Regions from separate parts of the Mus musculus genome. Here region 2 is linked to region 1. The links are chromatin contacts, found by Hi-C or POLR2A ChIA-PET in ENCODE. All regions are on one chromosome and are shown on one strand. Each heading gives the region's core, a stretch centred on a gene start or an enhancer-like site at or near the end of the contact. The rest is flanking DNA. Distances are from core to core; before and after follow the strand shown. Region 1 holds the start of Klf13 (Kruppel-like factor 13). Region 2 overlaps Gm32633 (predicted gene, 32633).

Region 1 (5,406 bases), core at 2,793-5,292:
AGGAGACATTTCCTACAATGTATCCCTCCCTATTGATGGATGGTTATGTTTGGATCACTGTCTAGCTCCATGACAGCTATGGTAGTTTTCCTCTAGCATTCCCAAATCTGTTTCTTTGCTCCCAGCAGCTAGTCCAGCTGTGAGAAGCCCATTATTCTGACTCCAGTTCATAAGTGAACTACAATTAACACCAGGTCACCTTCCCTGATACTCAGAAATTTCAAGAGTGGTAAGATACAGTGTGGGGATTTTCTCTCAGGCCCTTACTCTCCATGGCTGTCCCAACACATGTTCTCTGATTGTCAAGACTTCCCTTGGACTAATTAATTCATCAGTGATTTTTTTTTCTAGCCATCATGTCAAGGTTGCTATTAACTGACCAAAGCACTTTCTGGTTGATTCATTTTTTAAAAAAAGATTTATTTATTCATTATATGTAAGTACACTGTAGCTGTCTTCAGTCACTCCACTCGAGAAGAGAGAGTCAGATCTCCTTATGGATGGTTGTGAGCCATCATGTGGTTGCTGGGATTTGAACTCAGTCCCTTTGGAAGAGCAGTCAGTGCTATTAACCGCTAAGCCATCTCTCCAGCCCCCTGGTTGATTCTCTAATTTTCTTCTCTCTTTCCATTTTATGCTTTTGTGGATTCTTTCTGGTTAATGTTCTCTCTCAGTCTTTCCACTGAAGTCTTTGTCATTTATATGCTTGCTACTTTGCTTTAATGCTTCAAGAACTCTTTCTTTTACTCCTAAATATTTCTTCACACATACATTCCCTTTGCAGACTGTGGTATCCTTTTACATTTCCCTGTTGATATTATTGGCTGTATTGTTGATGTTTACTTCTCTCTATATGGCTTGTTTCCTACAACTTAACAAAAATAAAACCAAACAAAAACCAACCCTATTGTGCCTTTGTATTTCCTGATGCAGGGTTTCCTGACATGTCAGCTCAGCTGCCCACTCTTATTTGCCTGGGAAGGACTGAGATGGATCAGAAGTCCTGTGTCAAGTGGCACCTTTCACTGTGGCCTTCTGTGTAGTGTGCTAATTGGATCCTTGAGCAGCTATGGATGTCAGACTGTTTTGATCATTCTCTGTGGCCTGGTTAGCTCAGCCCAAAAGCCTCTTTTAGGCTCCTGGCTCCCTGTGCCATGGAATCCCCGAAAGGGGTGTGTAGGTATCAGTAGGCACATGCGCACTACTGCCTCTGACGCTGGGGACTCATCTGTCTCCTTTAGATAGAGACAGTCTCTCCTCAGGAAGAGGAAGGGGAAGGAAGCTGTGAGGCTACATGGAGCTGGCAGCCGATCTAAACATCTCTCAACAGACTCTAGTACAATCATTTATCATCATTCTTAGTTCAAGTCCCTTTCCCTTCCACATCCAGTGTCACCATTTGTGAACCTTGTGGGGAAACTTTCCTTCCTAGTTCAGGCTTTCATTTTCTTAGGTCTATGGGTACATTTCAGCTTTACTGGCTGCAGCTGCTTCTTCTGCTCTTGTCCATGTTCGTGTCTTACAGTTGAGGTTTCTAGCTTATATCTGAGGTTGTTTCAGAGGTTCCAAATGGAACAACTACCACCGTCACACAAAAAACTTCACCCGTCATTAGTCCTCTTATGGTTCATTTGCTCCCACTTGGTTCACTCTGATCTGTTTTGTTTCAGTTTCTCCTTTTCTTTCCAGCTAAAAGGAAACATCCCTATCTCATTTACCCATACTATTGTTATCAAGATCCTACTAGCACAGAAACATGGACCTAGAGCTATGAGATATTTACTGGAGAGTAGAGCTGTACCCCTAGGATATTTCTATCTGGGTTTGGGACAAGAAAGGCCTCAATTTTGAGACCCCAATCATTTTGTACTTGGTGAGTGAACTGGTAAGAAACCACTCAAGGTAATGCCTCTTGTATATAATATCCAAAGGAGAAAACCCTTTGGGAGACCATCAGGAAGAAAGCTTGGATGGGGTATGTCAGAAGGGTTGATTGATGCAGTTCTATCCTAGAAACCTATAATGTAGGAGTCCAGTGAATATGTATGTCCCAGGAAGGTCCACCGTGGAGGACACCACCAAAAAGTGTTTTTGTTTGTTTGTGTTTTTGTTTTGTTTTTTTGGTTTTTCGAGACAGGGTTTCTCTGTGTAGCTCTGGCTGTCCTGGAACTCCCTTTGTAGACCAGGCTGGCCTTGAACTCAGAAATCCACCTGCCTCTGCCTCCCAAGTGCTGGGATTAAAGGCGTGCGCCACCACGCCCAACCAAAAAGTATTTTATGTACTGCAGAATGCCCCTGGCTGCAGAGGGACAGAAAGACATGCATGGACTGAAAGGCAGTGTAGGGGCCAGCTCTTTCCCAATGAGATGACTGTCTGTGGCATGTGGTGGGAACAGAGGAGCAATCTGAGTCATCACTTGGTCAGGACACAGTCTCTTAAATGCCATCAACATAATCTGCCTGGAACAAAGATGACTACTTTCTGCCAAGTGGAGACCCTCCTACAAAGCCCTGATCCAGCTTCTCCACAAAACAGCAGCCCAATGGTGTGGAAATTCAGGGTGTGTGCTCACACTCGGGGTGTTCAAACGTTAACCTAAAGTTTCACAACTGAAAATTCCAAATTGTTCAGTTTCCTCAATTATCAGAAATCAAAGTCTTTTCTATTTTAGGCTCCCATTTAACTTGGGGAAGAACTTGAAATCAGAGCCATGGTTCTTAATTTTCACCAGTAGTGAGGTGACTGACCCTTCTTTAGCTCACTGGGGTCGACCAACCGGCAGTCGGGTCTCCCTGACTTGGTGGCTGACTTATTTTAAGGTATCATCCACAATGAAAAGGAGAGGCTGCTGATCCTACCCTCACAGGTCAGAGGCCAGTTGCGGCCAAAGTCTTTTGAGTGTGTTAAGATTGGTTCAAAGGCAGTTGGAAGCTACGGGTCTCTCTGATGATGGCCTAGTGTTCAGAGAGGAAAGAACATGAATGTGTGTCTAGACTTTAGAGCAAGGTGGCCTAGTTGGAAGGCCCCGGCAGGACGCAGCGGAGCATTTCCTTCAGAGGCCCAGACAGTGGATGGGTGGGGCGCCCTGGGCGGGGTCCTCGCAGCTGGTGGTGTTTGAAGCCTCCAGGACCGCGGTGGGAGAGGGGCGGCCTGGAGAAGTTGGCAGCAGGCCTGGGGCAGGAAGGGGGAGGAAGGGGCCCCGTGTTCCCTGAACAGCCGCGACCGCAGCCCCAGCACGTAGCTCACTCCCTCAGCATTGGCAGTGGTGGGTCCTGCATCAGCCAGGTTAACATAGGCTCAAGGGCAGTTCGGCCGCGCGGGGGCGGGGCGGCCCCAGTGGTGACAAGGCTCGGGCCAAGGTTGCGTAGAGAACCGGAGCTCAATAGGAGCGGGGTGAGGAGGTGGCTGGAGATGGGCAATGCAAACCCGGCCACCAGAGAACTCCGCTGCGGTGGGGTGAGGCTCGGTAATGTCCCGCCCATAGGCGAGGTCGGCCGCTTAGGTCCCATAGGGACCGATACGCCACCTTGCCCGCACTCCCGGCGGGCGGAGCGACCACAGGGTGTCTTGCTCAGTGTTGCCATCCTCGTGCCACCCACTGCTGCCTGCTCACAAAAGCTCTGGCATGGAAAGGGCCGGCGGGGTTCCCGCTGCGGGAGGCACGCGCCCCAGCCCTGCGCCGCTACACAGCGGCCCGCCACCCTCGGACGTCATGCGTCTGCGCGCCGCGCGCCCGGCTCCGATTTCCGCCCCTCCTCTTGCAGGCCCAGGGGCACGCCCACTGGCGCGCGCAGGTCCCGCGGCCAGTAGAACCCTCTCGAGGACCGGATTGGCTGCATAAAGTACTCAAGAGCCAATGGAGTTCGCGTCTACCACTGGCCACGCCCCTCCTGAGGCGCTCCAGGCTCCCCGCCCCCTTCGTGCGCGCTGCTCCCTGCGGCCGCTGCCGCCTGTAACCTGCGCCGCCAGGATGTGGCTGGGGGCTGACGTCGGGTCCAGATGTGGCCCCGGCCCCGCCCACCCCCGGGGCCGGTCCGCCCACACCGAGCCGCGGCGCGCACGGAGGCTGTCCCGCCTGCCACAATGCACGGTGGAACTGCGACCACAACTTGCAGGGGTCGTGCCTAACGTCGCCTCCGCTCGACGTCCCTAAGACAGGCCGACTCTGACGCCGCACGCGGACCCTCCTTACTGGAGCCCCCCATGCGCTCACCCTCCAGTGCCCGGCCAGGCGGACGCGGAGCCGCGCGGGTGACGGCAGAAGCGGCTACGCGCCCAGCCTAGCCCAGCCCAGCCCAGCCGGAGAAGAGGGCGCGCCGCGCCCCCGCCCCCCGCCGCTCCCGGAGGCCGTGGGTGCGGATGCGCCGCTGACGACTCCTGCGAGAGCACCGCGCGCCCTAGCCCGCAGCATGGCAGCCGCCGCCTATGTGGACCACTTTGCCGCCGAGTGCCTCGTGTCCATGTCCAGCCGCGCAGTCGTGCACGAGCCGCGGGAAGGACCTGAACCCCGGCCCGAGGGCGCGGCCGCCGCCGCCCCCACACTGCCCCGCGTTGACGAGCGCCGCGACGGCAAGGACAGCGCCTCGCTTTTCGTGGTGGCTCGGATCCTAGCGGACCTCAACCAGCAGGCGCCGGCGCCCGCCCCCGCGGAACGCAGAGAAGGGGCCGCTGCGCGCAAGGCGAGGACCCCCTGCCGCCTGCCGCCTGCGCCCCCTGCGCCGCCACCCGGCCCAGAGCCCGCCTCCCCGGGACAAGCAGGCGCGCCGGCCGCGCCCCCCAGCCCCGCGTGGAGCGAGCCGGAGGCGGCATTGGAGCAGGAGCCCGGCCCCGCGGGGAGCGGCGAGCCTGGCCTCAGACAAAGGGGTCGGCGAGGCCGGAGCCGCGCGGACCTCGAGTCCCCGCAGAGGAAGCACAAGTGCCACTACGCGGGCTGCGAGAAAGTTTACGGGAAATCTTCGCACCTCAAGGCGCACCTGAGAACTCACACAGGTCAGTGGGGCGGCGGGGACGCCGCGAACGCGCGGACTAGGGACTGCTTGGGACCGGCCACGCCCCCAGAGCTTCGGGCCCAGCGCTAGAGGGGGCCGGGGCCGAGGGCGGGGAGCCATGAGCTGAGGGCGATCGCAGCCGCGCCCCTGTCCTGGCGCTCTGGCCTCGCGTGACGCTGGCCGTGGCGCTTGGAGCCGGCGCCCTCTCGGCGACCGCGCCCCCATCGGGCACGCCCCCTCCCAGGCTCTTGGGGCGGGGCCGCGGGGGTAGATGTCGTCATCCGGGCTGCGGGCGGCGCGGGCAGGTGCGCTAGAGGTGGTTGGGGGGGGGGGCAGGCGGCGCTCCCTTTTGGGGCGTAGGTGCTCGGGGAGCTGGAGTCTCGCCACCCCTCTTCCCAGGCCTCCGGGCGGGCTCTG
Region 2 (5,367 bases), core at 2,584-5,083, 73 kb before region 1:
TTCAAACCATCTGTATCTCTAGTTCCAGGGGATCTGATGCCCTCCACTGGCATCAGGCACACAGTGTTGATACTGCAGGCATATCACCCGGACACTACGTGTGTGTGTGTGTGTGTGTGTGTGTGTGTGTGTGTGTGTGTGTGTGTGTGTGTGTGAGTGTGTGTGTGTGTGTGTGTGTGTGTGTGTGTGTGTGTGTGTGTGTTGGGGGGTGGGGGGTGGGGGGCTGGAGAGGTGGCTCAGCAGTTAAGAGCACCAACTGCAATTCCCAGCAACCACATGGTGGCTCACAACCATCTGTAATAGGGTCTGGTGCCCTCTTCTGGTGTATCTGAAGAGAGCAATGGTGCTGTACGCATATGTATTAAATAAATAAATAAATAAATAAATAAATAAATAAATAAATAAATAAACAAACATCTTAAAAAGAAAGAAGCAAAGAAAGAGAGATAAGAAAGAAAGAAAGAAAGAAAGAAAGAAAGAAAGAAAGAAAGAAAGAAAGAAAGAAAGAAAGAGAGACAGAGAGAGAGAGAGAGAGAGAGAAAGAAAGAAAGAAAGAAAGAAAGAAAGAAAGAAAGAAAGAAAGAAAGAAAGAAAGAAAGAAAGAAAAGATTCCTGAAGGGCATGGAAAGGAATCTCCAAAGATAGCCAACCCCTCCTCTGGAGCCAGTCGGGTGTCCCCACAGGCAAGCCTGTCATTCATCCAGCCTTTCACTCTTACCTACCCGTTTATTTGCCATCTACTGAGCCTAGGAGCTAATTCTAAATCAAACACATCACCCATCCTTAGGGAGAAAGATCCATAGCCAGGCACTGAAGTCAATGTGGGCCAAGAAAGTGGTGTGAGCCACAGCCAACTCAAAGGAGGTCCTGTAAGTCACAGGGCAATGCAATGGGGGACAGGCTCAAAAAAGCTGAGCAGGACCTGAAATGGTGGTGCACACTCTAATCCTAACACTCAGGAGGCAGAGACCAGCCTAGTAGTCTGCATAGTGAGTTCCAGGATAGCCAGGGCTACATAGTGAGACCCTGTCTCAAAAAAAAAAAAAAAAAAAAAAAAAAAAAAAAAAGAGCTGTGCAGGACACTGCTACGAGACTGACACGAAGTCCCTACCTACCCTGTGCCCTGCTGGGAAAACTAGACTCTGGAGCTGGGTCTCCTCGCCTACTGGTTCTTCACATAATACGGGGCCTTCTGGGTTTAACAGTTCAGGAAGCAGACCAGAAAGAGGAGTGTGGGTTATGATAAGATAGTAGTGGTGAGCTGGGCATGGGGAGATGGGGGGCGGGGGGCGGGGGCGGGGCCCTACATCAGCAGCTGCTGCCCTGGCTGAGAACCTAGCTCTTCCTAGATCCAAAACCACTGTACAGCTTCTCTCCCAATGGAAGCTTCCTTCAAGAGACCCTGGCAGGGGCAAACCCTGGGCTCTGGCTCAGGGGCACAAGTCTGACTGTTCATTACACAAAATTCCTAATGAGAATCCTCACCCCTATGTGGTATTAGCAGGTGAGGCCTCCGGGAGCAGGGCCCCCATAGTTAGAATAGCGCCCTTGAGAAAGGGGCTACAGGGGATCTGGGGAGGAGTTTGGTTGAGTAGAAGGACTTGCTATGGAAGCAGGAGGATTTGAATTGGAATCCCCAGCATGTAAAAAGATGGAGATGTAGTGAAGGCATATTTAACCCCAGCACCCCGTGGGCTGATAGAAGGGGCATATTTACCCCCAGCATCCCATCGGGTGATAGGAGGGAATACCTGGATGCTTTCAGGCCAGCTAGTCTGGTTATTCAGCAGTTAAGGACAAAGAAACACATCTGAAAATCAAGCTGGAAATGTCCTCCTACGTGTCACAGTGACCGAAGTGCAATGGAGCTACTGGGAAGAAAATCCATCTGCGGTATTACCCAGGAGCGAACACCGCGTGCTACAATACCATCCGACCAGGCAGGACAGAGGACGGTGAGAGGAAGGTTATGGGGTAACCAACAACTCTCTGGTTAGATTTGAAGCCAGCTCCATAGGATGAAATTCATGGCTGGTACTATAAGTCTAGCGAAAAGCTCTGAGGTCAGAGGCGCAAGAGGAGAATCGACTATACTGTTGCCTTTTGAAATGGAACTGTTACAAAATTGCTTCCTATATATACTATGTTTATACTCATGAATCCATTCTGCCTTCCCACAACCTTAGCCAAAGGAACTTCTCTTTGCTATGGTCATGAGTTAACGTAAAAACTCCTAACTGGTCAAAGTGTTGATAATAAGTGATTACTTAATGTTGAGTGAGACAGGTCTGCATGAACGACTCCCTGCCTGCGACTCCCTGCCTACCGAGGCTCAGGGAACTTTGTGAAAGAAGGGGTTGAAGGAATCTAAGAGCTAGCAGATAAGGAGGTATGCTGTGAAGTGCTGTCATCTCTACACAGCATGGCACTGCACCTATGAGCTCTCTGCCATGATAGCTATCTGCACAAGATCAGTCAACTCTGTGTGTGTGTGTGTGTGTGTGTGTATCTTTGTGTATGTGCCTGTGTGTGTGTGTGTGTATCTCTATGTGTGTATGTGTCTGTGTATATATGTATCTGTGTGCCTGTGTACATGTGTGCCTGTGTGTGTCTCTCTCTGTGTGTATGTATCTCTGTGTGTATGTCTGTGTATGTCCATGTATATCTGTGCCTATGTGTATCTGTGTGTGTGTTTCTGTGTGTATCTGTGTCTGTGCATATGACTGTGCATCGTGTGTGTGTGTGTGTGAGCAAGTGTGTGTGTGTGTGTGTATAAAAAGTGAGTGAGAAAGAGAGCACATTCTGTAGGAAGGGAATGCTGGGAGGTACCTTGTAGAAGTGGGAGAGAAGGGAAGAAGACCTGGGAGTGGGTCTGATCAAGACACATTGTTTATATGTACAGATTTTCAAAGGATGAAAGTTTTTTGGTTTTTGGTTTTTTGCTTTTTTTTTTTTTTTTTTTTTGGTTTTTCGAGACAGGGTTTCTCTGTATAGCCCTGGCTGTCCTGGAACTCACTCTGTAGACCAGGCTGGCCTCGAACTCAGAAATCTACCTGCCTCTGCCTCTCAAGTGCTGGGATTAAAGTCATGCGCCACCACTGCCCAGCGAAAGATATTCTTTATAGAGACAGGGAGAGAAGAATTTTTCTCAAATAAGCTACAAAGTGAAAACCCACATTTGTGATTTTCCTCTGACCTTCCCAGGCATGTCCTGCCATGTGCCGTATGTGCCCACGTGCACACAGGCACAGACACAAACACGCACGCACACATTCACACTGAGAACAATAAAAGGGAGGGGGTAGATCCCTCAGCCCTTCCACCATCCGAAGACTCTGAGACAAGCACCAACTACAAAACAGGAAGCCTACAGTAGAATCATCGCTCACCAGTGCCCCAGGCCCCAGCAGTGTGCAGGTTAAATCCCTGCTGTTTATAAGTTAAGTTAAGCTGGGTGGGGTCTGAGATAGTCTGTCGCAGTAGCACCAATTACCCAAGACATGGGTATGTGCTCTTCCTACCCTAGCAGCAGAAGCACACACACACACACACACACACACACACACACACACACACACACAGCCTTCTTCCTTTGCTTCTCCAGCCCTCTCCTCTCAGCAACTCTTTCATCATCCGGCCTCCGCACTCTCTCTGTAGCCAGTTCCCATGTGAGGCAATCGGGCACTGACTGTTTTTCCTGAGCAGACACATACTGACTGACTCAGGGAACAGACCACAGAGCTGGATCTCTGCGGCTGGGCTCGCTCTTCTCCTCTTTGACCATGCACGTGGAGATGAACTCATTGACCATGGGAAACGAGGCACTGGGTAGTCCTTTGATTATTACCTACAGTTGCTCGGGCAGAAGTACCAGAAAAGGCGAGGCTTCGGGACAGGAAGTTGCCACTGTATTCAAATGTTATGGTAAAGCTGGTGTCTGTGAAGATTGTGTGGGCGACTTCTGACTTCCCTCTAAGAAACTGTGAAGGAAAGATAAAGAGGGCAATGACCAAAGCAACAGCAACAGTGAGGAAGGGGAGGAAAGGAGAGAAAAGGAGAAAAGAAAGAAAAGCAAACAGAGGTGACCATAGTAAAATTAGAAACTCATGTTTAAAGATTTATTAATAGATTAAAAGCTGAGGCTGGGGAGAAGGCTTGGTGATAAAGTGCCTGCTCTCTGTGTGAGGATCTTAGTTTAGTTCCTCAGTTCCCACAGAAAAAGCCAGGGCTGGTGGTTGTGTATGTAGCACGGCCTCAGATGTCAGAGTCAGAACCAGATGGAGCCCCTGGGCTTACTGGGAAGTCTGTCCATCTGAAAAAGTGAACTACAGGTAAGTGAGAGAAGCCATCTCAAAAATCAAAGTAAGGAGCTACAGGGAAAGACACCTAACATTGACCTCTGGCCTCCATATGGCGTGCATGGGCCACTATACCATATAGACCAAGAAAGAAGGAAAGGAAGGAGGAAGGGAGGGAAGGAATGAGGGAGGAAAGGAGAAAGGGAGGGAGGGAGGGAGAAAGGAAGAAAAGAAGGACAGAAGAATGGAAGGAAGGAGAGAAGGAAGAAGGCATGCATACATGTACAACTTGGGGGCGTGTAGAATATTTACAAAACACATCCAAATAAAGGGCTGATGTCTACAATATGTAAAGAGGTCTTTAGAATCAATAAGAAGATTGTAGAAAAGCTGAGGACACAGTTGAGTGGTAAAGCACTCACTTGGCATAAATGAAGTCTTGGGTTTGGGCCCAGAACCATAAAAGGGAGTGGAGAAGCAAATACTTCAACGGGGAAAGAAAACATTAAAGGCTTAAGTGGAAACTTCATGAAAGAACATCTCTGAATGGCTAACAAATCTGATAGGGAACTCAACCCCATTTCTTCAAGGAAGAATTTAAACTACAGTGTATCATCGTGAGACCATCTCATCCACAACACTTCATGAAAAGAGAGTCAGGCAAAAGCACATGCTGGCAAGGATCCTGAGAGACTGGGGCATGGCTCGCAAGAGTGTAAACTGGTATGGATCTTTAGGAAACAATCAATCTTCAATTATCCAAAAGTTTAGGGACTTGACCAGCAATTTTGCTCCTAGGTGTACATCCAAAATGGATGAAAAAAAAAAAATCCCTACACAGCCAGTACTCACAGCAATACTGTTTATAAGAGGTCCAAAGTAGAAATAACTCAGAGGCCCTCTCAAATGATGATGGGACGAGCAAAGTGTGCATCTATTCAGGGATACATGTCCATATTTGAATGGAGAATGAAGGAGACTTGTCATTGAAAGAAGCCAGTCACAGAAGACCATATATTATCTGATTCCATACATATAAAAGTCTTTGAAGAGAAAAATTCATATGAGA

What was found. Hi-C counts contacts between places; a loop is a spot of excess contacts on that map. ChIA-PET counts read pairs that join two places held with the same protein, here RNA polymerase II (POLR2A).
Region 2: a loop to region 1 is called in a map of adrenal gland, with 2.5 times the contacts of the local background. The contact joins the enhancer-like site here to the promoter of Klf13 in region 1. A Hi-C loop is called at or near these places in 10 of 37 maps with a recorded cell type or tissue (CH12.LX, T-helper 1 cell, T-helper 17 cell and 6 more). POLR2A ChIA-PET finds 5 or more read pairs at or near these places in 2 of 5 experiments (Patski and embryonic stem cell).

Annotation. Positions count from the first base shown.
Region 1 is chr7:63,937,551-63,942,956 of GRCm38, reverse strand. It overlaps Klf13 (Kruppel-like factor 13), which reads left to right and starts at 4,042. Exons shown (of 2, transcript NM_021366.3): 1 at 4,042-4,990. The coding sequence starts at 4,411.
Region 2 is chr7:64,010,262-64,015,628 of GRCm38, reverse strand. It overlaps Gm32633 (predicted gene, 32633), which reads right to left. Exons shown (of 6, transcript NR_169109.1): 4 at 3,848-3,980. Among named protein-coding and RNA genes, the nearest start is that of Gm32633, 26 kb to the right of the region's middle. Within about 2 kb of position 3,833, at least 1 of the 3 ENCODE cell types and tissues checked has a DNase peak (open chromatin) inside an H3K27ac peak, as active enhancers do.